Regions from separate parts of the Mus musculus genome. Here all the other regions are linked to region 3. The links are chromatin loops, found by intact Hi-C in ENCODE. Cell type or tissue: heart. All regions are shown on one strand. Region 1 overlaps Gm29976 (a long non-coding RNA gene). Region 2 overlaps Gm29976 (a long non-coding RNA gene). Region 3 holds the start of Gm10610 (a long non-coding RNA gene). Region 4 has its middle 61 kb from the start of Gm10610. Region 5 overlaps Adamtsl3 (ADAMTS-like 3).

Region 1 (5,000 bases), 190 kb after region 3:
CATCTACTTGACCAACTTCTAACACCATTTTCTGATCATTTCTTTATCATCATGATCATATTTGTTACCTAAAAATCTTTAAATTTAAATCTATTTTGATCATATTTTCCCCTTCTCCAAGAGTTTCCAGATCATCTCCTCCTACCTACCTGGCCAACTTTAAGTTCTTTCTCAAAATACAAACTAAAACCTAATACCACAACAAAACCATCCAAAATCATAAAGAAATAAAACAATGACCAAAAAGAAAAAAGGAAAAACTGTAACCAAATAAAAGTACACATGCACTCACTCACACACAAACACACACAAATGCACACACATACACACACATATGCATGCACACATGCACACACATGCATATGTGCATGCACACACAAACACATCAACTAGGGAATCCATTATAAGTTAGACAACTGCTCATTCATGCAAGGACTGCCCTGGTGTGGTCGATTCAATTTTCCCTCTCCCAGTAGGTATAAATGACAGTTAAACTTTGCCTAGTGGTTAGGTTTTTCCCAGGGAAGGACATTTCACAGCATTCTGACAATGATAGTGCTTGCAACGACACCTTCACTAGGGCTGCTTAGTTGTGTCTACTTCTTTAAACCTAAATCTCATGTCAGGACTCCAAAGATAAACTTTGATGGATTTGACTTGTCCCTCTTTGCAGTGAGGCCCCATGGAAAACACCTCTTTCATCTGCTTTTAATTGTTGCTTCTTTAACTGTTGAGGACAGATGCTCAAGCCCAGCTTACCAGGCCAGCCAGGGCGTAGGATCTGCCCGTCACAACTGCTAACACTGTTTTTCATCTATGCTCCCTTCTGAGCATTTATTCACCCTCATGGTAAATGGTTAGACTTTAACTGGTCCCTTCATCCCTCTGTGCTACTACACACTTCATTTCTTCACCCAATCTTATTCTATCTTTATATCCCAAGAAATGTTTCAGTGGTGAGTGTCTGTCCTTTGAGAATTTAATACACACACCTCGGATTCCTCCCTTCTTCCTCCTACCACATTCCCCTCCCATCTCCCAATTTTATGTGCTCCTTTCCTCTTCAAACCCACTGAGCCTACACAGTGTTTTCTGTGTGAGTATGGATGTAGAGTCATGCTAGTGGGTCATGGGAAGGTACCTAGGGGCTGGATTCCAGAAGGAAACTGGAAAAGTGATGGCTCCAACCCCCAGCAGTTATCAGTTGCCAATAGCTCATTCATGTGGAGAGAACTTCATGAGGTTGTCCTCATGTCTGCTGAGGTTCCGGCCAGCATGATCTTGTACAGGGCTTGGTTAAGCAGTCCCAGCTGCTGTGAGTTCCTACATGCAGTGGTGCTATCATGCCTGACAAACACTTGTTTGCTGAAGATGTCTGACGACCCTAACTCTTAGGACCCATCCATGACAACTTCTGAGATGATCTCCAAGCCTAGGGAAGGGAAAGAGCAGAGAACTGTTTGTGCTCAGCATCTATCACTACTACTCTCTCTCTCTCTTTCTTCCTTCCTTTCTTTCTTTCCTTCCTTTCTTTCCTTTCTTTCCTTTCTTTCCTTCTTTCTTTCCTTTCTTTCCTTCTTTCTTCTTAAGATTTATTTATTTTATGTGTATGAGTACACTGTTGCTATCTTCAGACACACCAGGAGAGGGCATCAGATCCCATTATAGATTGTTGTGAGCCACCATGTAGTTGCTGGGAATTGAACTCAGGACCTCTGGAAGAGCAGTCAGTGCTCTTAACCGCTGAGCCATCTCTCCAGCTCCCTATTACCCCTGTCTTAATTGCACTGTGCTCTCACCTAGAGGGTTTGCGCTTTCCTCATTGCATTTGACAAGATGCCATATGTATCCATTACTTATCTTCTTACTGAGACAAAACACTTGATCAAAACATCTTAGGGAAGGAAAGATTTATTTGGGCTCATAGTTCAAAGGAATCTTGGGGGAAAGGCATAGCAGCAGGAGCTTGAGACAGCTGGTCACATAGTGTCCACAGGAAGCGCAGAGCTGGCTCGTATCCAGTGCAGGTGCCCAGCCTATGGGATGGCACTGTCCACAGTTAAGGTGAGTCTTCTCACCCTGGCTAAGCTTCTGGATGACCTCTCATGAGCATGCCTGGAGCTCTGTTTCCTGGGGGAGTCTAGATTCTGTCAAGTGAGCAATCAGTAGTATCCATCATCCCATATTACTTTGCTCAGTCTGTCACTCTCTCCAGTTCCAACCATGATCCAGTCATCTCCAGTCACAATATAAGATGACACTGTGTCCATTAGTAACATCTGTACCTAGCAGACATATACTGATGTTGCAAAAAGGTGTTTGCTTCAGCAGTGTGCAAGCCTGGTCTTGTATTTCCTACTATCTCTAATCAGCCCTTGCCTTTGTCACCTCTGGCCCTGCTCTTAGAGGTATAATCTGAGTGACCAGGTTTTTGTCAGGTGAGAAGATTGAAGAGGCACCCCAGAGAAAGTGAGGGCTTTTAATCCCTTGTGACCACTTTGCCAAGCCTGTTCAATTTGCCCAGTGATACTCTAAGTTTTCCTGAGTTCCCCTCCTCTTTCCCTTTGTCAGTATCTGAATGGTGAAGCCACAGAGGAGCAACAAGAGCAATTTCTGCATCTCAAAGACACCAGCCACCTGCCTGCTCTGGCTTACTCAAATCTAATCTAAAAATCTTTCTGTGGTCCAAACAAAGAGCAGCCTCCTGAAGCTGCCTTGCATGCATCTGGCTTGAGCACAAACAGAGGCAGGAAGACTGGGGCCTGACACAGTACCTTCCAGTTTCTAGGGACAGGAAGAAGGAAGTAGGTTTCAATTCACTGCTTTCCATCTGCTCTGTGATCTCTCAGAGGAGTGAGTTTGACAATGTCCTGTCCCTGCCCTGGAATTCTCTAGCTCTGAGCTCACACATCAGGGGACATCTGTGTCTCTTGATGTCAAGTCTTGGTGGCATTTGAATTTGGGTAGCCTTTCTTATGAGGCTCCTTATGCATTGTGTGGCCATTCAACAGGAAAGTGGTGAACTTACCCTTTAGAGTTGGGAACAATGCCATCTGCCTGTGAGAGGTAGGTATTAGTGTGTCCACTTGGTATCAAGGTATCAAGTGGGGCCACTTGTCATGTGCAGCTTCATAAGTGCTAGTTGCTGAGAGGGAGATAAGCCTGATACAATCTTTCCAGGATTCTTTTTCTTTTAAAGATCAACTTGTGCATGCACCTTACAGAAGCCTGTTTAAGCAGCTCTGGGCATGCAGAGGAAATGGACCCAGATGCATACTATTTATCTAGAAACCGAACTCTTCTTGGGCCCCCAGCACTGCTGAATCGAGAAAAGCTGACACTGTTCATGCCAGGTCACCTCTGGTTAGAGATTGAGTCTCCCAGGTAACTGCACAGTCCTTTGAAAAGTCCTTTTCTTCTCAAGAATGACCCAAGTTCTGAGGCAGAGAGAAAGGATGGAGAAGAAATTTTAACCCCAAATTAATGGGTGTTTGGTCTGAGATCTTCTATGGAGCTACTAATTTTAATCATCTCTGATCATTTGGGGGGCATTGCCATAACTGTTGTTCAGTAGACATTCTTTACTTGTGCAGATTTTAATTTCATGCCCAAATTGATCAGAAAGTTCAGGAAGTTTCCATATAACTCCTGTATGTATCCACTTGCTGCATGGTCTGCTAGCTCATTTGATGAAGCAGTGGCACTTTTGTTACACTGGATGAGCCTGCATTGACACATCATAATCACAGTCTATGTGTTTTCATAAATGTGTAATGGCATGTTCCCAACATTGTTGTATCACACATGATAGCTTCACTGCTCTGATATTCTCCGTGAGTCCCACTTGCTCATCTCTGCTCCTTCTTAAACTCTGATCTCTTCTATTTATCCATACTTTTTCCTTTTCCAGAATATGAAATGATCGGAGACATACAGCACAACGCCTTTTCAGCTCACTTCAACCACCTACTAAGACGCTTTAAGTCTCCTCCATATCTTCTCACGACTCAATGGCTCATTTCTTCCTAGTATATAGTGATGTTCCATTGTCTGGATGCACCACAGTATATGCACCAATCCTCCTCTTGGAGAGCACCTGGATTGGTTCCCAGTCTGGGAAACAATGAGCAGTGTTGCCATAAATGTCCATGTGAAAATTCTCATATGGATATGAATTTTCATCCCTTTAGGGCAAATACTAACACATGCTATTGTTAGAGAAAACTCTATGACTTTGTTTAGTTCTGTAACAGAGTGTCCAACTGACTTTGAGAGTGGCTGTTCTGTCTTGGATTCCCACCAGACAAGAATAAACCTATTCCTTTGTATCCTTACCAGCATTTGGAGTCTACGCTGATCTCATTGGCCTGTAGTGCATGTCGCTGCCGCTTTAGTTTGTGATTCCCAATGACATGTGAAATAGAACACCTTCCCAAATGGCTATTTACCATTTTAATGTCTTTTTTGATGAGTTATCTGTCATAGGTTCCACCCATTTTAATCAGATTGTTTATCTTTTATTGTTGACTTTTTAGCCTTCTTTGTATATTTTAGATAATAGCGTTCTATCAGACGTCCTTTGCAAATACTCTTTCCCAGGCTGCACTTGTCTTTTTCACTCTCTCGACTTTGTCTTTCACAGAGCAGAGGTTTTTAATTTTAATGAAGTCCTGCTTATTAATTCTTTCTGTCATGGATTGTGCTTTTGGTGTCCTTTCGAAAAAGTCTTTGCCAAACCCAAGGTCATTTACATTTTCTCTTACTTTATTTTTACTGGCAGAACTGAATAGTGAACTTAAAACCCTGTGCATGCTAGGCAAGCCCTCTGCCACTGAGCTCCAGCCTGCAGCCTTCTCCTATGTCACCTTTTTAGGAACTTTGTAGTTTCATGTCTTATGTTTACTGTAGAATGCATTGTGAGATAATGTTTTAGATTTGCCTTTTATTTTAATTTTTGCTTGTCTTTGTGAACGTATGCCACATATACACAGGTGCCACGA
Region 2 (5,000 bases), 180 kb after region 3:
GCTGTCAAGCCTCTTTGGGATGGGTAGGCAGGCCAGAGACAAGAGCAGAATCTAAACTAAAGTTCAAGTTGAGAGGTAAGCTACTAGCACTTAAGTCTCCTTGCTCTCCTTCAGTGTCAGCCTTCATTGCTACTGAAAGGGTTAGGTGAGACTTACTTTGAGGGCAACCTGTAGGGCAACCAGTTAAACAATTCCCATCTGTTCAAATGTAAATTGCATCCATTAACACCCTCACAAAGAAATTTTAAATTCCATTTGGCCAAATAATAGTGGTCCTAGACAATGTTATGATTAACATATCAAATTCAATATCTAAGGGCCACATCCCAGGGACTATTGAGACAAAAATGCACAGATGCTTATTTTGAACTCTTGATTCTTTGAAAACGCTTTTCAGGTGACATCTCCATTAAAGGTGAATGGGAATTGTTTGGGAGTCCCACCCTTTTCTCTATAAAATGCATTAACTATTGCTTTGTTGATTCAATGTCTTGTGAAAAAACCAAATCTCTAATGTATATTTAATCAAAATTCATACACTTTTTGTCTTGAAAGAGGAATTCCCGTGTCTGCGTTAAAAAAATTAATGTGAAGACGAATAAGGACAAATTTTCCCTCTTTTAAAATAAAATGAGTGAGGAAGATAGACTTGATAACTCAGTAACAGAAACATAACTCCAGCAATCAAAGGACATCGACTGAGAACAAACACAACCCATTGAAATATACGAAAGCCAAGACTGATAGGTTATTCCTCTGCCAATGAAATGAGCCAATTCAAACCAGATTAGATGGTATTAAATGCAGGTTTATTGGGAAGCTGCTATCAGGCGAGTTCACAGGCATGTCTTAGTCAGTTTCTATTCTTGGACAAACATCATGACCAAGAAGCAAATTGGGGAGGAAAGGGTTTATTTGGCTTACACTTCCACATTGCTGTTCATCACCAAAGGAAATTAGGACTGGAACTCAAGCAAGTCAGGAAGCTGGAGCTGATGCAGAGGCCATGGAGGGATGTTATTTACTGGCTTGCTTCCCCTGGCTTTCTCAGCTTGCTTTCTTATAGAACACAAGACTACCAGCCCAGAGATGGTACCACCCACAAGGGGCCCACCCCCTTGATCACTAATTAAGAAAGTACCCCACAGCTGGATCTCATGGAGGCACTTCCCCAACTGAAGCTCTTTTCTCTGTGATAACTCCAGCCTGTGTCAAGTTGATACACAAAACCAGCCAGTACAGGCACCAAGGATGAAATCCAGAAAGTCATTATGTGGAAAGAAGTGAGGGAGGGGGAAGAGAAAGAGAGAAGGAGTGAGAGAGAATGGGAGATGGGGGAGAAGAAAAGGGTGAGAGACTAAACTGTCTGGATTATATAGGGAAGAGTCTCTGGGGGAAGGGCAGCTCAGCCCCTCAACTGAAAGTTTAGGACTGAAGGTAAGCTATGCCAGGGATGCCCTATAACAGGTTAGACTGAGAAATATTGGGAGAACCTAGAGGTCAGATCAGCTTTCATATGTAAAATATGCACCTCAGTCCCTTGTCCTACAGTTCAGAACCAAACAAAGATAACCTTTAAAATACTGGGGGTAAAATATAAAATATTTCACATGTGACATTTTGAGAATTTAACTTTGAGAATTTATTTACAAGAGAAATCTGGCTTTGCTTCCAAATTATAAACAGTGGTATTATCCTGGTAAAATGATTTTAAAAGCTTTGTTTGGTGCAGAAAAAGTTACATATAATTGAGAAATGTATGTGTTTGCAAGGACAGCGGCCTAAATTTCACAGCTACCAATTTTTTCTGGAACTAGCTGTCCTGGAACTTACTATGCAGCCTAAGATAGTCTCAAACTCAGAGACCTGCCTTCCTCTCCCTCCTCAGTGCATCCACCATTAATTCTGATTGTGTGAACAACAGTGTTTCAAGAGCAAGGAGTGTACAGTGAGCCCTGCTGTTCTCTGGCTTACATTTATTGTGTATCACTAAAAGATACATGGAATAACTAAACATGGAAAAGAGCCCACATATTTTTATAAAAATGTCCAATGGTTGAGAAAGGAGAGAATGTGTGTGTAGTTGCCATGAATATGTATACAAATTTGGTCCATGATGTTATTTATTGTAGGAAGCAGACATATTTTTTGAAATGTCAATTAAATTAAAAGATGTGTCTGTGAGAAATTTGAAATTGAATAAATACTTAAATGCTTCAAATAAATACTTAAGCAAGAACAGTAGACTGGATGAAAGTTAAAGACTAAGTCGATCAAGCAGGAAACCATTTTAAGAATACTCTCCACTTTCCCTCCTAGGCCCCTCCCTCCCTCCCCACTTGTGGTTGCTTTCTTCTCTCTCCCAAGTGGGACTGAGGTGTCCTCACTTGGACACTTCAGCTTGTTGAGCTTTTTGAGCTCTGTGGACTGTATCTTGTGTATTCTGTATTACTATTTTGGGGGGGGGGCTAATATCCACTTATTAGTGAGTACTTACCATGCATGTCCTTTTGGGTCTGCGTTACCTCACTCAGGATGATATTTTCTAGTTTCATCCATTTGCCTGCAAAACTCAGGTGTCCTCGTTCTAAATAGCTGAGTAGTATTCCATTGTGTACCTGAACCACATTTTCTGTATCCATTCTTCTGTTGTGGGGCATCTAGGTTGTTTCCAGCTATTGGCTATCACAAATAAGGCCACTATGAACATAGTGGAACACTTGCCCTGTGACATGATGGGGCATCTTTTGGATATATTCCCAAGAGAGGTATAGCTGGGTCTTCAGGTAGATCTATTTCTAATTTTCTGAGGAACCTCCAGATTGATTTCCAGAGTGGTTGTACCAGTTTGCAATCCCACCAGCAATGGAGGAGTGTTCTTTCTCCACATCCTCTCCAACATGTGTTGTCAACTGACGTTTTGATCTTAGCCATTCTGATTGGTGTAAGATGGAATCTCGTATTGGGTGAGGGAAAAGGACTGAAGCCCTGAGGGCCAGCAGAAAGAATGAAACAGGCATTGGAGGAAATGGAGGTTTGGGGGACCCCCCCCCACACACACACAGAATGCACCAGAGACCTGGGAGGTGAGAGACTCCCAGAACCAAAGGAAGGGACCTTAGATGAAATGCCTGACAGTAGGGATAGGGAACTTATAGAGCTCACCTCCAGCTGGAAGGCAGGACATCAAGTGAGAGATGGGGTTCCCATCCGACATTCCCACCTCTGACCCATAATTGTTCCTGTCTGAAAGAATTTTACAGGGATGGAAATAGAGAGGAGCCTGAGGAAAAGAAGGTCCAGTGACAGGCCCAAAGTAGGATCCAGCTCAAGGAGAGGTCCTAAGTCCTGACACTATTACTGAAGCTATGGAATGCTCACAAAAAGGGATCTATCATGACTGCCCTCCAAAAGACCCAACAAGCAACTGAAAGAGTCAGATGCAGATATGTGTACCCAACCAATGGACAGAAGCAACTGACCCCTGTTGTTGAATTAGGGAAGGCTGAAAGAAGCTGAGGAAAAGAGCTACCCTGTAGTCTTAATTAATCTGGACCGCTGAGATATTTCAAACACTGGACCACCAAACAGACAGCATACACCAGCTGATATGGAGCCCCCCAACACACATACAGTAGAAGACTTCTGGGTCTATGTTCATTCAGAGATGATGCATCTGACCCTCAAGGGACTGGAGGCACCAGGGAGTCTAGAGGTCAGGTGGGGTGGGGGCTGGGAGCATCCATGTGGAGTGGAGATGGGGTGGGGTAGGTAGGAGTTGTGGGACATGGAGCAGTCAGAGGGTGGATGGGGGACAGGGAATGGAATATGGAGTGTAAAAATGAATTAAAAATATAATAAAATTTTAAAAAGAGAGAAAATAAGAATACTCTCAGAATTGAGGAGAATGATAAAAAGATAGATGTCTAAGACAAAAATGAAGATGGAGAGAAAAAGAGCAGAAGATCTCAGGTGGCTCCTGAACTCCTGGATGGCTCCATGCCTGTCTGTGTCCTCCCTTGGATCCACTCTGAAAACTTTGACCTGTTCCCACAAGGATCTGGCAGTGAACTTCAGCATATCTCCACCATCTACATCTCTCTCACCACCAGCAGTTGAAAAGTTCCACATCAGCTCAGCCCGCAAGTCTAGATTGACTTGAATTGACTTGGAACCATCCCATCAAAAATATAACAGGAACTGTAAGAGAAGAAGACTGAGCAGGTGGAGAAAGATATGATTTTTCTTTAAGTGGTTATGGTTTGAGTGTGAAATGTCCCCCAGAGGCTCATGTGCTTGGACACTCAGCCCCCAGCTAGTGGCACTGTTTTAAGGCTGCAGCATCTTTAAGAGGTAGGGACTTACCTGAGGAAGTGGTCACAGGGTCTTGTGAGAGGAAGCAGTCACCGAGGCTCAGGACTTCACTTCCTGTGAGCAAGCCACCTTACGCTGCTGCCACTACAGTCCAGTTAAGAGAAGCTCCATGCCTCATACCAGGAGCCCAAATCAACCCACCTCTCCCTTAAACTGTTTCTTATATTTGGTCACTGCAACAAGTGGTTCATATAGAAGCAAAGTTGGGGCAACCCTCTCAACTCAGAGAGTCCCTTGATAAAAAGGGGGGCCTTTATAGGAGCATGGAAGGTCACCAGTAAGCACTCTGCTTAAGTATAAGGGTATGCACTTTTTTCATCAGCCATGCTGGGAAGCAGTTCATGCCAATAAGCAATAAACAAAAGTGCAGGGCTCAGATAGAGGACAGAAAGAGGGAGGGCAAGAGTGCTAGAGGGAGGGAGGGAGGGAGGGAGGGAGGGAGGGAGGGAAAGAGGGAGGGAGGGAGGGAGGGAGGGAGGGAGGGAGCCCATTGTTGGGATAGCAAGTCTTCCATCCCACAAACAATGGAGAAGGATGGAAGCCCAGGCAGAATTCTCTGCTGCAGTCTAAAGACAGAACTATTTCTTCCCTAAGAAACTTCAGCTATTGCTCACAATGCATCAACT
Region 3 (5,000 bases):
GGGGCTCTCATAATATTCTATAATATCCATGTGCTAAGTATTTCTTATATGCTTTCTATATATGGACTCAATAGCTGTTGAAATTAAAAGCCTATGGTGGTGTTTCATTCACATGGGGAGATTCCTTACATGCTATACGGTGATGCAGTCACCATGCTACTAGTGCTGAGAGCAGCAATCATTAATGCAATATGTACTTTTCCTTCCTTACTTCAGAAGTTCATTTGTGTTAATACGCATTGAAGAAAAGTGAAAACTGCCCATTCTAGCATACTTTGTAACCATGCCTTCCTTCCTTCCTCTTCAGTGGTCATCTTTTTAAAAAGAGATAACTTCAATTAATTTATTTTTATTTTCTGTAAATTGATGATTTGACTGCATGTATGTCTGTGTGAGATTGTTGGATCTCCTGGATCAGGAGTTACAGATAGCGATGAGCTGCTACTTGGGTGTTGGAAATTGAACCCAGGTCTTCTGGAAGAGCAGCCAGCACTCTCAACCGCTGAGCCGTCTCTCCAGCCCCTCCAGTGCTCATCTTACTGGAGACTGTGGCTCTCTTTTCTGTTTCTCTATTTCTGGAGGTTTTATATTCTCTTATACCCCACTGTTTTACCCTATTTGGTAAACTTTTACTTATATTTACGACGCTATTCTTTACAATAGACGTGAATTATAACTGTGCTTCTATATTGTTCCCAACTAAATTAGAAGGCAAGAGAATGGTGCATATTTTGATTGTGAACTAGACCACAGGCTTATGTGTTGAATGATGGTTGGTGGGCTTCGGAGAGAGGTTGTATCTCTGAGCTAATGAATGATTGGATTTGATGGATTTGTAATGTGATGGCATTAGGCAAGGTAGTAGAAAGTAAGTGGGCCCTTGTTGAAGGAAGTAGACCATTAGTGAATGATAGCATGCCTTGGCCCCTCCTGCATCTCTCCCTCTCTTCATTTCCCATAAGCTAAGTAGCACATGTTCCTGCACACATGATGCTCTGCTCATGATAGTTCAGAATCAATAGAGTCAAGGACTATGGAGTAAAACCCCGCAACCATAAGTTATCTTCCGTACTCCTCTAAATTGTTTCTCTCCTGCATTTTGCTACAGGGACAAAGTCTCACTCACACAGCAGTGCCCCTCAAGAGGATCCAATGTTGTTCAGCAATTGTTTTGTCGAAGACCACTAGGCTGATCTGAACTGCTTTGGCATAATTGCTTGGGGCAGAGAGGAAAGTGGAAGGGGAACACTCAAGCCTGACCTCACGTTCTGATGACAGCCAATGAGTAGCCGGTGTGTTCAAGTAAACCCCTAAGCCTTCTGGGGAGTGCCTACTCCAGGGGCCTCATTCTCTCCACTGCAGTGGAGCCTATCCCCATAGCCAGCCCACAGACCCTCTAACTCACAGGCTCTTGTAGAAGTCTTGGAAGGATCTTGTCCTACTGCCTACATCTCAGTGTGTTGAGTGTCGATCTTCAGGTTCTTTTACACATGTTATGTCATCTGCAAGTCATAGTGATACTATAGGATACACACTCTGAAGCTCATTTCATAAACTAAAAAATGGATAAGATAACAGGGGTTTATATAGCTCCTTTAGGATCATGTGTTTATAAGCAATAGAGCTGGTACTTGATCCAAACAAACCAGTTGTCGTAGAAAAAACATCCTTAAATGTAAAGGCTTTAATTATTTTCCATTGTCCTTCTAACACTTGAAGTTGAACTAGTTTAATGTAAGCATGAGTGTACTCTAAGTAAATGAAGCTGTTGCCAACTGGGTCTTCTCAATGTGGATAACATGATAACATGTGTCCGACCATTCTTTCTTATCTCTTACCCAGGTGACTAATAATGCTATTTGGTATTGTATTAGAATGTATATTTGATCAAATAGCTAATACATCGAGTTAGTCTTCTGTTTCCCTTCACTTCTAATTTATAAATCATATGTAGGTTCTTGTGGCATACACCTAGTCATTTGTGCATAGCTAAAGCTTGGATGCAAATTAACATTAAACCTCCAGATGGCACCAGAGAACAGAGATAAAAACCATAATAGCATTTTTTTTTTTTTCAATGAGCCTTTGTCTTGTTCCTAAGAGGCAGGTTGACTGAGGGAAATGGCTCCTTGTCACTCAGCTAACCTTCAAGGAAGAGGAGTGCCTGACTACACACTTTGCAAATGTCCAGATGCTGTTAGAGACACTTGACGGTGGAATTTTGTGATGCAAACTCACAGGTCTTGCATTTGTGCACAGCTATTTGAGAGTCAAGAGGGTGGTCCTTTCGACTGTCTCCAGCACAAAGTGCCGAGAGAGAGAGACAGATGTGCTACTGCAGAACCCATCGCTAAAGCTTTTGTTGCTGGACAATCCGATACACACAGATACCTGCAGGAAAACAGGAATCTGAAGGGGTGACAGGGTCCTTGGCGTTCTCATTTACAACAGCATTCCTGTAAGGGACTCTTGTTAAACCTAAAAGAAACAAAGAAACAAACAAGCCATGCTGAAAAAAATGATAGTAGCTATCAAACCAAGTACGAAGAGTTGGAGAGAGGAGTCCCCAAATACATGGTGAAATGCATCCTATTGTAATATAACGAGAGATGTACTATCCTCGACACGAATGAACAGAAAGCAATGAGAGGTCCATCCAGCTGGCAGAGTGGGTAAGGTTGTAACTGACAGCCAATACTCACCTCCCCTCCTTCAGCCAGTTATGGATTTATCTTTTAGACACAGATCTAAAGAAGCTTCTCACTCAAGCATTGTGAGTATCCCTCAGCACGCCCCGGGGCCAGTCCCAACATCCCCATCCACAATGGCCACAACACTGCTAATCCTTAAATCATGGCTTAGCACTGTAACACAGAGACATCTGCTGGGCGGGAGTCCAGGGTGCGAGTTGGAACCCCAAGTGCTGTTTTCCTGGATAATCTCATGTCACCTCTCCAGGCATCTTTGCTTGAACTGCCACCCACTGGGTGAGGTCTCACCCACCATCCTCTCTAACGTGATTTTCTCTCGCCTATTGTCACGTTTTTCCACTGATTTCCATTTAGCACTTATCAAAATAAAATCACTTCATTTTACACTCCTTTGTCTGCCTCCCCTGCCTGCAGCTATTGTTGAAGCAAGCAGGACCCTCTTTGGTCTGCCTCCTCCTGCATCTCTACCTTTGAGTACAGTGTGCTGTACATTGTAAATGGCTTTGTAAAACTGAACAAATGACTGAATGGTGGCTGAGAGGCTGCTGGTCCATCCCTCTATTTCCTTCTGGTTATGAAATTTGATTAAAAACATCACATTTAGGATCAAAGCTATTATGGGAGACTATTAAGTCAACATAAATAACTAAAATGTGCCTGAAGAAAAAACAAGAGATTGTAGATACAGAAAAGATAATCATCTCTACCGTGTTTAAAAACAGACGATGAAACAAGAACTCAGAAGCCCAGGAGTCCCGCTGCAAAGGCTCACTCACAAGAATGCCTGATTTCTGGGAGAACTGACGACCAGGATGGGCCAGGAGCAGCTGGGTGTGCCTGCTGTTTTATGTGGAGGTGAGCAACTGCATAGACAGCTCACCAGTCCAGAAGGACCCTCTTTATACTGGTGAGTGTATTACAAATGGTTTCTAATGAACACCCCTGTGCACTGGGAAAAGCCATCTGTTCCCACCTCTCAAAGCTTCCTCGAGACCCTCAGACTGGCTTAAGTTTCTCTTATTCCAACGCTTGCTATTGACTGGCAAATAACAGGGTTTCCTCACGTTTGCCTCTCCCTTTGGAATGTGAGCATTTGAAAAGCCAAGGCTCCCATGCACTGTTGTCTTCTTAGTAGAGCCTGCTGAATACAAAAAGCAATCTGCTAAACAGTTGTTCAAGAAATGAATAGATGAGTCAAGTGCTCAGACTTGACAACTCTTGCCCATACTTACGTTCAGTTCATCCTTGCCCTGGTTCATCACGTATGCCTTCATCTTGTATGAACGAGGTTTTGCTTTTCTTTACAGATGAAAGATTGAGGCTTTGCAAAAGCACATCTGCAGGAATCTGACACCCCCTTCTCGCTTCCCTGGCACTGGCACACATGTGGCAGGCACTCCAACAGACACATTGACATAGACATACATTAAAAAAAAATAAGATGAGTCTTAAAAAATGCAGTTTTTTAAACAAGAATATTTGTCCTAGTCACTTTTCTCACTGTTATGACAAAATCAAAGCAATCCCAATGCAAAGGCAACTTAAGAAAGTTTGCGGCATTGAGGTTTCATGGTAGCAGAGGCATGAGGCACTCCACATGCAGTCAGGAGACAGAGAGGCGAATGAGCTCACATTTACTTTTATATTCATCTTGGGACCTTGGGGTAGGGGTTGGTGCCTCCCACCTTCTGAGTGGGTCTTCCCTTGCCTGTTAAACCTCTCTAAAATCATTCTCATAGACACACTGAGAGCCGTGTCTCCTAGGGGATTCCAAATCTAGGCAGGCTGATGATGAAGGTTAACATTCACAGCATTAAACACCAGCTTTCCATTTTTAAATAAGATCCCATTGTATGGCATGTGTCATGGAGGGAAAAGGAAACCTTTGGCCAAGCAATGCCTAGAAGCAAATACCCACTGACTAAAGTTCAAAATGGTGCATATTAAACTTGGATCCACTCCCCACACCCTTTTTGGTTTGTGCCAGGCCAGTGATGAATAATGAAGAGAATACATTTTGATCAAAGACAACCAACTAACTCGTTGGACATGTTGCATTTGGCGGCATCTGGAAACAACTCTCCTCTTCCACAAACTGTCTTTAAACCATTTAGTCACATTGCCTTTTCCATCTTTTAATGGATAGTGGGCAGAGTTCCAGCTTCCCATTCACTTTTAACCTGAAGAGCAGCCTCATTTCAGGCTATGCAAAGCCTGTCACAGTGACCCTGTGTTATTTTAAATACAAGAATAGTGTTGTGAATGCCTTGAAGAGAAATGTCCACTTCT
Region 4 (5,000 bases), 60 kb after region 3:
GACCCTCTGGCGTTGAATTCCCCAGCTTCTCCGAACACCCATTTCTCAGTCTAGAGAAGGAAAAGAATGACTCTCTCTTTGTGTTAGTTCATTATGTATAATTATAACCCTGCATCGCTTCATAAAGGAGAACATTTATTTATTTAGCTCATAGTAGTTATGAAAAGCAAGGACCTTTTTTTTTTTTTTTTTTTGGCTAGAGGCAAGCACAGTATGTTTCGTGACAAGAAAGAAAGCATAGCATCCCTATCCTCTTTCTCTCCATCTTATAAAGCTACTAGTTTTTGATCATGAGGCTCCACCCTAATGACCTCACTTAATTGTAATTCCTTCCTAAAGGCCTCCTTTCTAAGCGCCTTAGTTAGATAAATTTTCACCCTCTTAACACTTTACATTGGGGATTAGATTCCAGCACATGAGGCCTTGGGGAGATATAATCAAGCCATATCAAAGCCATAAGACTCTCTCAGAGATTTCCCCAATGTCCTGTGTCATCAGGAGGCACAGGGCAGAGGAAGTGAGGTCAGATAGGCCTGGCTGGAATCTCTAGGCTTCCATGTGTTAACGATGTGGCCTGGCTGTCTCTCTCTCACATATCTGAGCAGTAATTTTGTGCCTTGTAAAGTCAGGGTGAATGCCACGACCTCAGAGGTAAGTGGTGAGACTTGAGATAGCCTTGATTCTATCACAGTAAAAAGATGAAAGGGAGCCGGGGTTGTTAGGTGTGACTGTGGGCTGGAAACAGTCCTACAGTAATCAAGCACAGGGTTAGAAATAGTACATCAAAGACAGCAATTGCTATTATGACCATTTGGTGGCTAAGATTATGTCAACTTGATGCGATTTAGAGGCATCTGAAAGAAGAGAACATAGAATGCAAAAATGCCTCTGTAAGATCTGGCTGTAAGGCATTTTCTTAGTGATTATCTCAGACCATGGTGGATGGTGCCATCCTTACACTGTGGTCCTAGGTTCTATAAGAAAGTAGGGTGAGCAAGCCAATAACTAGCACTCCTCAATGGCCTCTGGATCAATTCCCATCTCTAGGGTCCCGCCCTGTTTGACTTCCTGTCCTGACTTCCTTAAGAGATGGACTAAGATGTGGACATGTAAGCCAAATAAATCAAACAAAGCTGCTTCTCTCCAAGCTGCTTTTGGTCACTGTGTTTCATCATAGCAATAGTGACCCTAACCAGAACAGATCACTAGCCTTGCCTCCTAGGGAAAGCAAGGAGGACACTACTTGCAGGTCTACTAATTCTAAGTTCACTGAATCTCAACCTTCCAGTTTCCTAAATTTATTCAGTCCTTTCTAATGACAAAAATCAGGAGATTCTGAGACCCAGTTTGATTTGGGTCCCAAAGAGAAATGCCAGGAGAGAATTGCCACTCCCCCCATGCCGGAGGAGCTGAGGGAGTTGCACCTCAGAAGAGGAAGAGGAGCAGGAGCTAATTGAGGATGCTCTTCCGGAAGGCTTTGCGGTTTTCAGGCACCATCATGGCCGCCGCAGCAGCCAAGCAAGAGCTGCTTAAGGGACCACAGCCCAATAGGTACCCACAGTTTCCATCTGAAGAAGACAAGAAGAAAGAAGACCTTCCAATTGATAGCTCTTAGATGTAAGAACGTACAAATGAAAAAGACAAAAGGAATTACGTAAGATGACAGAATCTAAAGAACGCTTGTTCGTGGGACACTGAGATGACTGACTCGGTGGGTGAAGGAGCTTGCTGCCAAGCCCGAGGACTTGCCTTTGGTCCCTAGGACCCTCATAGTGTAGGGAGAGAACTGATTGCTGTAAGTTATCCCCTGACCTCCACACCTGAGCTCATGTCACACACATATGCACACGCACACGCGCGCGCGCGCACACACACACACACTAAACAAATTAATTTTAAAAGGACATTTTTATAAACAAAATATTTTAAGACATACATACATGTATATATATTTTTAAAAAGTTGCTCATGACTTCTGTAGAACTGGGAAATATTTAAACATGAACTGCAAATAAAGAACAAATCAATGATCTACTAACAGGTTTTCTCAAAATGTTTATCAAAAATAAAACATTTAAATATCAGAATATATTGTGTGAAAAAAATCTATTTTCAATTTAAAGAAATAAGACAATGAAAATGAAAACCATGCTAATGGGTTAGCTCTGGGCCTTTTCTAGTGTTTTGCTCTCAGCAAATGTAGTTTCCCCAGAACCCTATTCAATAATTATGACCAGAGAGGCCACATATGACCAGACAGAACCTAAGATTTCTGCTTGGCCCCTAAATATATCATGCAGTGTAACCCTTTGGGACAGTCACCTTTTCTACCTGGCCTCAGTTTCCACAATTGTGTCACAAGGGAAAGGTTAGACAAGCCCCTCCAATCTGTGAAGTTGAGAGGCCTGAGGTTTGGGGGTGAGTTGTCATAACCCCCCACTAGGGGACAGTATTTACATAGTCCAGTGTCACTGCCAGTGTGCAGAAATCAGTGTGTATTGTTACCTCTGGTCTCTCTTCATCCCTGCTAGAGGACAATAGGCATTATCAGCCCCTATCCCAGCACAACATGCCAGGCTGTCTCCACCAACCCATAGCTCACTAAGTCTCAAGATCCAGGTCCAGGGGCATTGCTGATGCCATTCGAGGCTTCTCCAGAGGTCTCATGCCACTGTGGACTGGGAAATAACAAAGCTCTTTGACTACAGTTTAATGTCTCCAAGGCAAAATAAAGTGATTTCTTCTTTGTCACCTACAATTATTATTTTTTTTTCCTTTCTGTGGACAAAGATGTCTGAATCACTTTACCCTTTGAGCTTGGTGATTGCTCTCATTGATAGAGGACTCCTAGATGCTGAATGTAAGCAGTTTAACCATAAGAAACCACCATAGGTCACTATTGCCAGGGAGAGTTCTAGTTCCCTGGGCACACCAAAGATCAAGTTCAGCCCATTTCCAGGGTCTTGAGTCTGTGAAGATGTGAAGTACTCATGGTTAATGGGAAATCCAAATAGCTTTGAGATCACATTCACTATGCTTGCCTCCACCCAGAATTTTATGTTCTCCAACCAATAATAACTCCCAAATTCTGAGACTGTAGAACACCCTTGGTAGGGCTGCTGAAGGCTGTAGAGTCCTTGTGGACAAGGACATTGAATATATATTGTACCCCCAACATCAGGACAAGTTGGTATGGTGTGTGCACACCCAGGAAACAGGTTTCTGTCCTCAGGGTATTTAAGGAAGATTAGAAATCCAGAACAGAAACATAGTCACTTCTTGATTTATGGAAGATTGGTTAAACAACTTCTGTACACACCAAAGTTTGTGCATACCTGAGTCCCTTTGTTAAATGGAAGAGAATTTATAGGGAACTTATGTAAATCCCCCACATACTTCCAATCATCTCCAGATGACCTATAATACACAATGCAGCTTAGGTTCCATGCAAACAGTTGTGCTGTATTATTTAGGGGCTGATGACAAACACGTCTTTGTTAACAAGTTTGATTGCATGTATATGTTCCAAGTATTTCCAATTTGTGATTGGTTGAATCCTTAGGTACAGAAGCTGAGCATATGCAAGGCAGATATATTGTTAAACAACAACAGAGAATTTGGGGACTTAGGGAGAATAAACCAAGGGCTGTAAGAAGGTACAATTGATGACTGAGGTGACATCCCACGACTCTCTTTGACCTGAGTGGCCCGGAAGTGGGGAGATAATTTTGACAAACCGAATGCAAGACAATGAGAGGTGATAGGCTCAGATGAACTCCACAGATGGGGGCAGGACAAGCAGTGTATATTTGGACAAAGGCAGAAACAGGGTGGCAATGAGGGATAGAAAGACATTCCCAACCCATGCCAGCAGTGTGGGGACAACCCTCAGGCTTCACTCAGCTCATTGTTGCCGTGGGGTTCCAGTGTTAGAAATACCATGACTGGTGGGCATTCTTCTGTAGCATTTATGTATATGTAAATAATCTGCATGCCCTAGCTTTTTTCCCCAGGCAAATCAGCACTATGCAACTTATTGCAAGATATCTACATCTGTGATCACACTTCCCCACTTCAATGACTTTCCTTGGGAAAAGTCTGCACAGGCCATCACAGAATTGTTGACACTTGTTAAAAACTAGAAATATGTGCAACTAGTGAGATGGCTGAGTCAGCAGAGTGTCTGTGGTAAAAACATGAGAGCCTGAGTTCAGCATCCATATATTAGGTGGGTGTGGTCAAGCACGTGTGTAACACTAGTGCTGAGGAGGGTAGGAGCAGGTACCCAGGATCCCCAGAGCTATCTGGCTAGCCAGTCTAGTCAATTGTTGATCTCTTGGTTTAGTAAGAGTCCCTGCCTCCAAAGATAAGATGAAAAATGACAGAGGAAGACACCAGTGTCAACCTCTGCTCTCCACATGAATATGCACACACATGTATGTATATCTGTATCTGTATACTATATACATACACCACACACCCACACACACAAACTCAGACACTCATGCATTCATACAATTAAAAACAGTCTGTGTATTTCAGAAAGGAATTCAACTAGTCATCTGTGGGAACCATGTAATATGACAGCAAGAATCATCATGTAGCCAGAAGTTTCACTCATGTTGTACAAAAAAAAAAGTGATGTTCACTGCACCAGGCAACTTGTGAATGGCAATAAAAGTTGTCTACATGTATGTGTGAATGAGAATATGTCCCCACTAAGAGCTGTCTGAAAGGATGCTTGCCAAAATGGTAACAGATGCATTCTAAAGCACACTATGTGTGGTGTGCTTGCTTTTATACATTGTCGTAATCCTTCACAGCAAATGTGTTATTTTTCCAGAAACTTCTGGGTCAATCTATCAGGCAGGAAATTAGCTTGTGTTCAGGGGGAAGCAGAAGGCTGCAAAATGGCTCCAAGGGCTGGGGATCTGGGAGAGTGTCATTCTAAATTTGATGGCTACCTGTTGGCAGAATCCTTGCTTGATGTTAAGGTCTTT
Region 5 (5,000 bases), 1.0 Mb after region 3:
ATGCTGCAGATATAAGTTAAGGTACCTGGGAAGGGCTATACATGCTGCAGATATAGGTTAAGGTGCCTGGGAAGGGATATACATGCTGCAGATATAGGTTAAGGTGCCTGGGAAGGGATATACATGCTGCAGATATAGGTTAAGGTGCCTGGGAAGGGATATACATGCTGCAGATATAGGTTAAGGTACCTGGGAAGGGCTATACATGCTGCAGATATAGGTTAAGGTGCCTGGGAAGGTATATACATGCTGCAGATATAGGTTAAGGTGCCTGGGAGGGGATATACATGCTTCAGATATAGGTTAAGGTACCTGGGAGGGGATATACATGCTGCAGATATAGGTTAAGGTACCTGGGAAGTGATATACATGCTGCAGATATAGGTTAAGGTACCTGGGAAGGGATGCAGAAGAAATCTGCAAATGCCACAGAAAAGACTTGGACATTAGTGGAGCTGAGTGCCTTTATGATCAGCAGCAAACACTCAAGAGGGGATGGTGGGGTAGACGTTTTCTAGACATTGTCCAAAGCACCGTGAACTGAGACTCAGGGCTCTACCTGGGCTCTGTCTGAGACTGAACACTTCATGAGCTGATGTCTTGTTCTGATGTGGCAGTCCCAGGTTGGTGCTGATGGAGGCAGCCACCCAAATGAACATTTTCATTTTGAGGTTCTACATGGGAAATATAGTAAAAGTCCTTTTCCCACCATTGGTTCTCCTTGTCATCTGCTTGTTATCACAATCTCCCTGTCCACCCCTCCCATCTGACCCTCTGTAAAACTCCTTCCTACACCCATAGAGGCATAGGGAACAGGCTCTGCACAGCTCACATCTAAGCCTAACCTGCAGAAGATGTGTTCTCATCATTCCACAGAGGAAGAGCTATGGTCTTTGGCTCTGATGCTGAAATGCTCTGAGAATTAAATCCATTTAGAACCATCTCTCTCCATCAATCCTAACTATAAAGACAAAAGCTCAAAGTAAACTAACAAAAATTAATAACAATAACCTTTAGCAGTCATGGTTCTAATGTTAATGCGTTCTCTCTGTACTTCTGTCGACAATAGCCTGGCCACTCGCTCACCTGAACAAGTCCCCAGGGGCAGACATGACCTCTGACAACTTCAACAATCAAGTACATAGAGAATGACAAGGGAGCAAGGTTCAGGATCACTTACAGCAGTGTGTCCCATGCTTTTTAGGGAAATAAACTCAAGTTCAGCTACTGACTTGGCCACTTTGAAATAATTTCTAAAATTATTAATATAAAACATTCATAGTTGTGTATATTTACATATATTACTTAGCTATGAGTTTTGATATCAATGAGAAGATTTTCAAGCAGATTTATTTGACACTTGTCTATTTACTCCTCTGTGTGTGTGCGTGTGTGTGTGTGTGTGTGTGTGTGTGTGTGTGTGTGTGCACTCGTTCCACAGCACTTGTGTGAAGATCAAAGGAGATGGCAGGTTCCAAAGATTGGATTCAGGTTGTCAGGCTTGGTAGCAAGCAAGCACCTGCCCAGCCATCTTACTAGCCCCAGATTTACTAATTTGGGGGAAAAAAATCTCACTGTATAGCCAAGGCTTGCCTCAAATTTGCTATCTTCCTGCCTCAGTTGCCTGATTACAGAAATGAATTAGCACTCTCTGCTTGAAATGCATGAAGAAATGGCCCTCAGGGGCCACATTACAGGAGCATGTCAGATTCTCACAAAGCTCTACCTTTATGATCAGCAGAAAACACTCAAGAGGGGACGGGATTTGGATGGAGGGCAGTGAAGAAAAACTGAAATTCCTTTCCTGTCACCACTATTTCGGATTGACTTGTGTCCCATAAGAAACAACACTGGGGCCTTGCAGTGCTGACATATGCCTTTAACTCCAGCACTCAGGAGACAGGGGCAGGGGCAGGGGCAGGGGCAGGGGTAGAGGCAGAGACACAAGGCACAGGCACAGGCAGAGGCACAGGCAGGTTGATCTCTGTGAGTTTGAGGCCAGTCTCATCTACAGAGCAAGTTCTAGGACAGCCAGAGCTACAACAGAGAAACCCTGTCTTGAAAAACAACAACAAATAAATAAAATAGAAACAAACAAAGAAAAAGAAACTACACTAAAGCCCTAGCCTGCAGAACATCAGAATATGGTCTGACTTGGACACAGGGTCTGTGCAAATGTCATGTTGCTGAGATGAAAGTAATTGGCTGGGCCCTGGCCCAATATGCTTGTGTTCTTATGGAAATAGGGTTGGCTACAGAGGCAGACATGAACGAAGGGAAGATAATAGGAATTCTTTAGCTATGATAAAGGAGGAGAGAGGGACGCAAAGCAGGTCCTCCCTCACAGCCCTCAGACAGAGCCAATCCCGCTAACACCTTAGTTTTGCATATTAAGCCTCCAGAATGATAAGAGAGTCCCTCTCTTTCCCGCACATTCTATCTCTGCGTACTCTGTTAATACAACCTCTGGAACCCTAGGCAGGTCCTGACTCTAAGCCACTCCCCAACTCTCATCCCTCATCCCTGCCTCCTGCCTGTGTTCCTAAAGCACTTGGGAATTTGTGGCTTTCACTTCTGCTGCCCCCGTGTGGTGAGACCATGGTATGTTCTCTAGCAGAAAGGAATCCAGGCAGTCAGAGGAGCTAGCATAATTCTCTAGCAAGACTCTGGGAAGAGGGCATACAAACTATCAGAGCTGGGTCAGGGAAACCTGAAGACAGGTTGCATGCTTGAAAGCTAGGGGAAAGCAACCAGAAAACATACGCCCACGGGAGCATAAAGTATCTAAACTGAATGAAAGTGACTGCCTCAACAACCGGTTGTAGAGGGAAAACATCAGGCCACAAAGAAGACAAATGTGCCTTTCTCTCCGTATGTCTCCCAGAGAGGTTTCTACCACAGAAACACGTATCTTCATTAAAGTAGTTAAATTTTATTTCATAAGGTAATCTCAGTGAAATATACTCCGACTCGATAGTCCTAAACATTTATGCACAGAGGTCAAGATGCCAAGGGTAGGTAAATTCCCTCTGAGTGAGCTCAGCTTATAGCTCAGCAGTTCTCAACCTGTGTGTTGTGACCCCTTTCACAGGGTTGCCTGAGACCATCAGAAAACACAGACATTTACATTACAATTCATAACAGTGTAAAAGTATAATTACAAAGTAGGAATGAGAAAACTTTTATGGTGGGGCGTCGCCATGTATTAAGGGGTCACAGCATTAGGAAGGTTGAGAGCGATTGCCCTGGCTCACCAGTCAGCAATTGCCTGAAACAGCAGTGATTTGGTCAAGAGTCTCTACTGTGCCTGGTGGCCAGGTACACATATTGCAGGAGCAAAATCCTCATACTCCAGGGTAAACCACCCTATTGCAACAGAGATGGGGCAGGAGCCACCATGAGAAACTATTATTCAGGAGAACAAGATTATAGAGTGAGAAGAAGCCCACGGAAAGAAAAAAGGCAAGGCTTCCTGGACCAACCTAGCTATGAAGAAAAAGTTTCTTAAAGAGTAGAAAACAGATTTTTTTCTGTAAGAATGTAAGAATACAGTAGTTTCCAACATTTCCCTTACCAAAAGCCCTGCTCTTTATAAAAGCTATGACATAAATGATGAAGACAAGCACAGCCCAGTATCCCCATAACTGTGCTGGCAGTAGCATAGAGTAGGTGGCCCCTGGGCCCTGCTGCCACAGAGCTCAGTCTTAGGTGGAAGCCATCTTTATTCCAGATGTCCTCTGTGGAGAGCGACTAGAGGGGTGTAGGGACATGGGGGAGGGGTAGTCATCAGTCACCCCACATAGCATTACCCCTCCCTCTAAGCAAAGGAGTGTTGCTTGATTGTGTAGTGATCCCAGAAAAGACGGTTGTAAGCAGAATCCTTCACCTCAAGCCACAGCACAGCTGGGCAACACTACAATGTTCTGAACCAGAATTGGAAGAAAAAAAGAAATAACCGATGGAAAAGAATATTTCCTAGAAACACACATAATCTGGACAAGCTCCTGAGTCAGAGAGAAACAACCCCAGAGTCACTCTTGCTTCATTTCAAGTGTCTCCAACTTTGCCAGATTCTCTTCTACCGAGCACACCGCAGCCACAGAGGAACACGGCTGTAGGCATGGAAATGACACTCTGTTTATACACAGTTAGTTGTGTGTAACGCCCTCTTTGATAAATATGTTTTTAAACAACCCCTTCAGTCTCCAGAGCCTGAAAGCTTTCCAGACACTGAAGCTGAAGTCCAGAGCTGTTTATTTATTCAGTCTGAGAGAGCCAGGATTCAGAGGCAGGAGACAGGGGATTGCTAAATCAGAGTGTGTGTGGGGGGGGTATGTTGTCATGACAGTCTACTAAAAGGTGAGTGCATATTTGGGTAAGAAGGTTGGAAATAATCTTTATTTGTGCAAATGATATGTGAATACATAGTATTAAAATTATTTTAAGAATCATATATTATAAATGAACCTAAGGCCACTTCCCAAAACACATGTCTCCTCTGCAATGGTGACTGTGGTTTCCCTCTCTGACATACTCTCCAGTAATGCACACACACACACACACACACACACACACACACACACACACAGACAACTCACAGAACTGGTTTGTTGGCTGGGAAGACAGCTCAGTTGGTAGAGTGCTTGCCATGTATGGACCCGAGTCTGAAATCCAGTGACTGAATTTAAAGCAAAACTGGGGCTACTGGCACACACTTGTGATTCCAGCCCCCCCACCCCCGAGACAAGACAGGAGAATCTCAAGATTCACAGGACAGTCAGCCTAGCCTAATCAATGAGTCCTGGGTTGCAATGAGAGACTGTCTTCAAAACACAAAGACAGTTCCTAAGGAGTAATGGCTGACATGGACTTCTGGCTGCCACAAGCCTGAGCACACATGTGGACCCACCAAGCACACATGAGCACACACGTGTACCCACACACTAAGAAATCCACAGTTTCCGAGTGTGCATGATCTGGTTCAGAGAAGCAACAGGATC

Evidence for each region. Peaks named below come from ENCODE experiments on the same cell type or tissue, not always from the same donor. Only the 100,000 strongest peaks of a DNase experiment are listed, where the experiment ranks them.
Region 1: a loop joins it to region 3, with 2.8 times the contacts of the local background. A loop is called at or near these places in 2 of 42 quality-filtered maps.
Region 2: a loop joins it to region 3, with 2.0 times the contacts of the local background. A loop is called at or near these places in 2 of 42 quality-filtered maps.
Region 4: a loop joins it to region 3, with 4 times the contacts of the local background. A loop is called at or near these places in 2 of 42 quality-filtered maps.
Region 5: a loop joins it to region 3, with 7 times the contacts of the local background. A loop is called at or near these places in 2 of 42 quality-filtered maps.

What each region holds. Positions count from the first base shown.
Region 1 is chr7:83,359,668-83,364,667 of GRCm38, reverse strand. The region is part of intron 1 of Gm29976 (a long non-coding RNA gene); the gene reads left to right. Among named protein-coding and RNA genes, the nearest start is that of Gm29976, 21 kb to the left of the region's middle. In heart, no CTCF peak of the experiment used is centred here; no DNase peak of the experiment used is centred here.
Region 2 is chr7:83,372,245-83,377,244 of GRCm38, reverse strand. The region is part of intron 1 of Gm29976 (a long non-coding RNA gene); the gene reads left to right. Among named protein-coding and RNA genes, the nearest start is that of Gm29976, 8.4 kb to the left of the region's middle. In heart, no CTCF peak of the experiment used is centred here; no DNase peak of the experiment used is centred here.
Region 3 is chr7:83,547,351-83,552,350 of GRCm38, reverse strand. It overlaps Gm10610 (a long non-coding RNA gene), which reads left to right and starts at 1,757. Exons shown (of 2, transcript XR_140845.5): 1 at 1,757-3,618. In heart, a CTCF peak has its summit at 2,008 (motif pointing right); no DNase peak of the experiment used is centred here; H3K4me3 peaks cover 295 bases; H3K27me3 peaks cover 2,855 bases.
Region 4 is chr7:83,487,465-83,492,464 of GRCm38, reverse strand. No RefSeq gene overlaps it. Among named protein-coding and RNA genes, the nearest start is that of Gm10610, 61 kb to the left of the region's middle. In heart, a CTCF peak has its summit at 2,441 (motif pointing right); no DNase peak of the experiment used is centred here.
Region 5 is chr7:82,501,832-82,506,831 of GRCm38, reverse strand. All of the region lies in intron 9 of Adamtsl3 (ADAMTS-like 3), which reads right to left. Among named protein-coding and RNA genes, the nearest start is that of Saxo2, 140 kb to the left of the region's middle. In heart, a CTCF peak has its summit at 2,583 (motif pointing left); no DNase peak of the experiment used is centred here.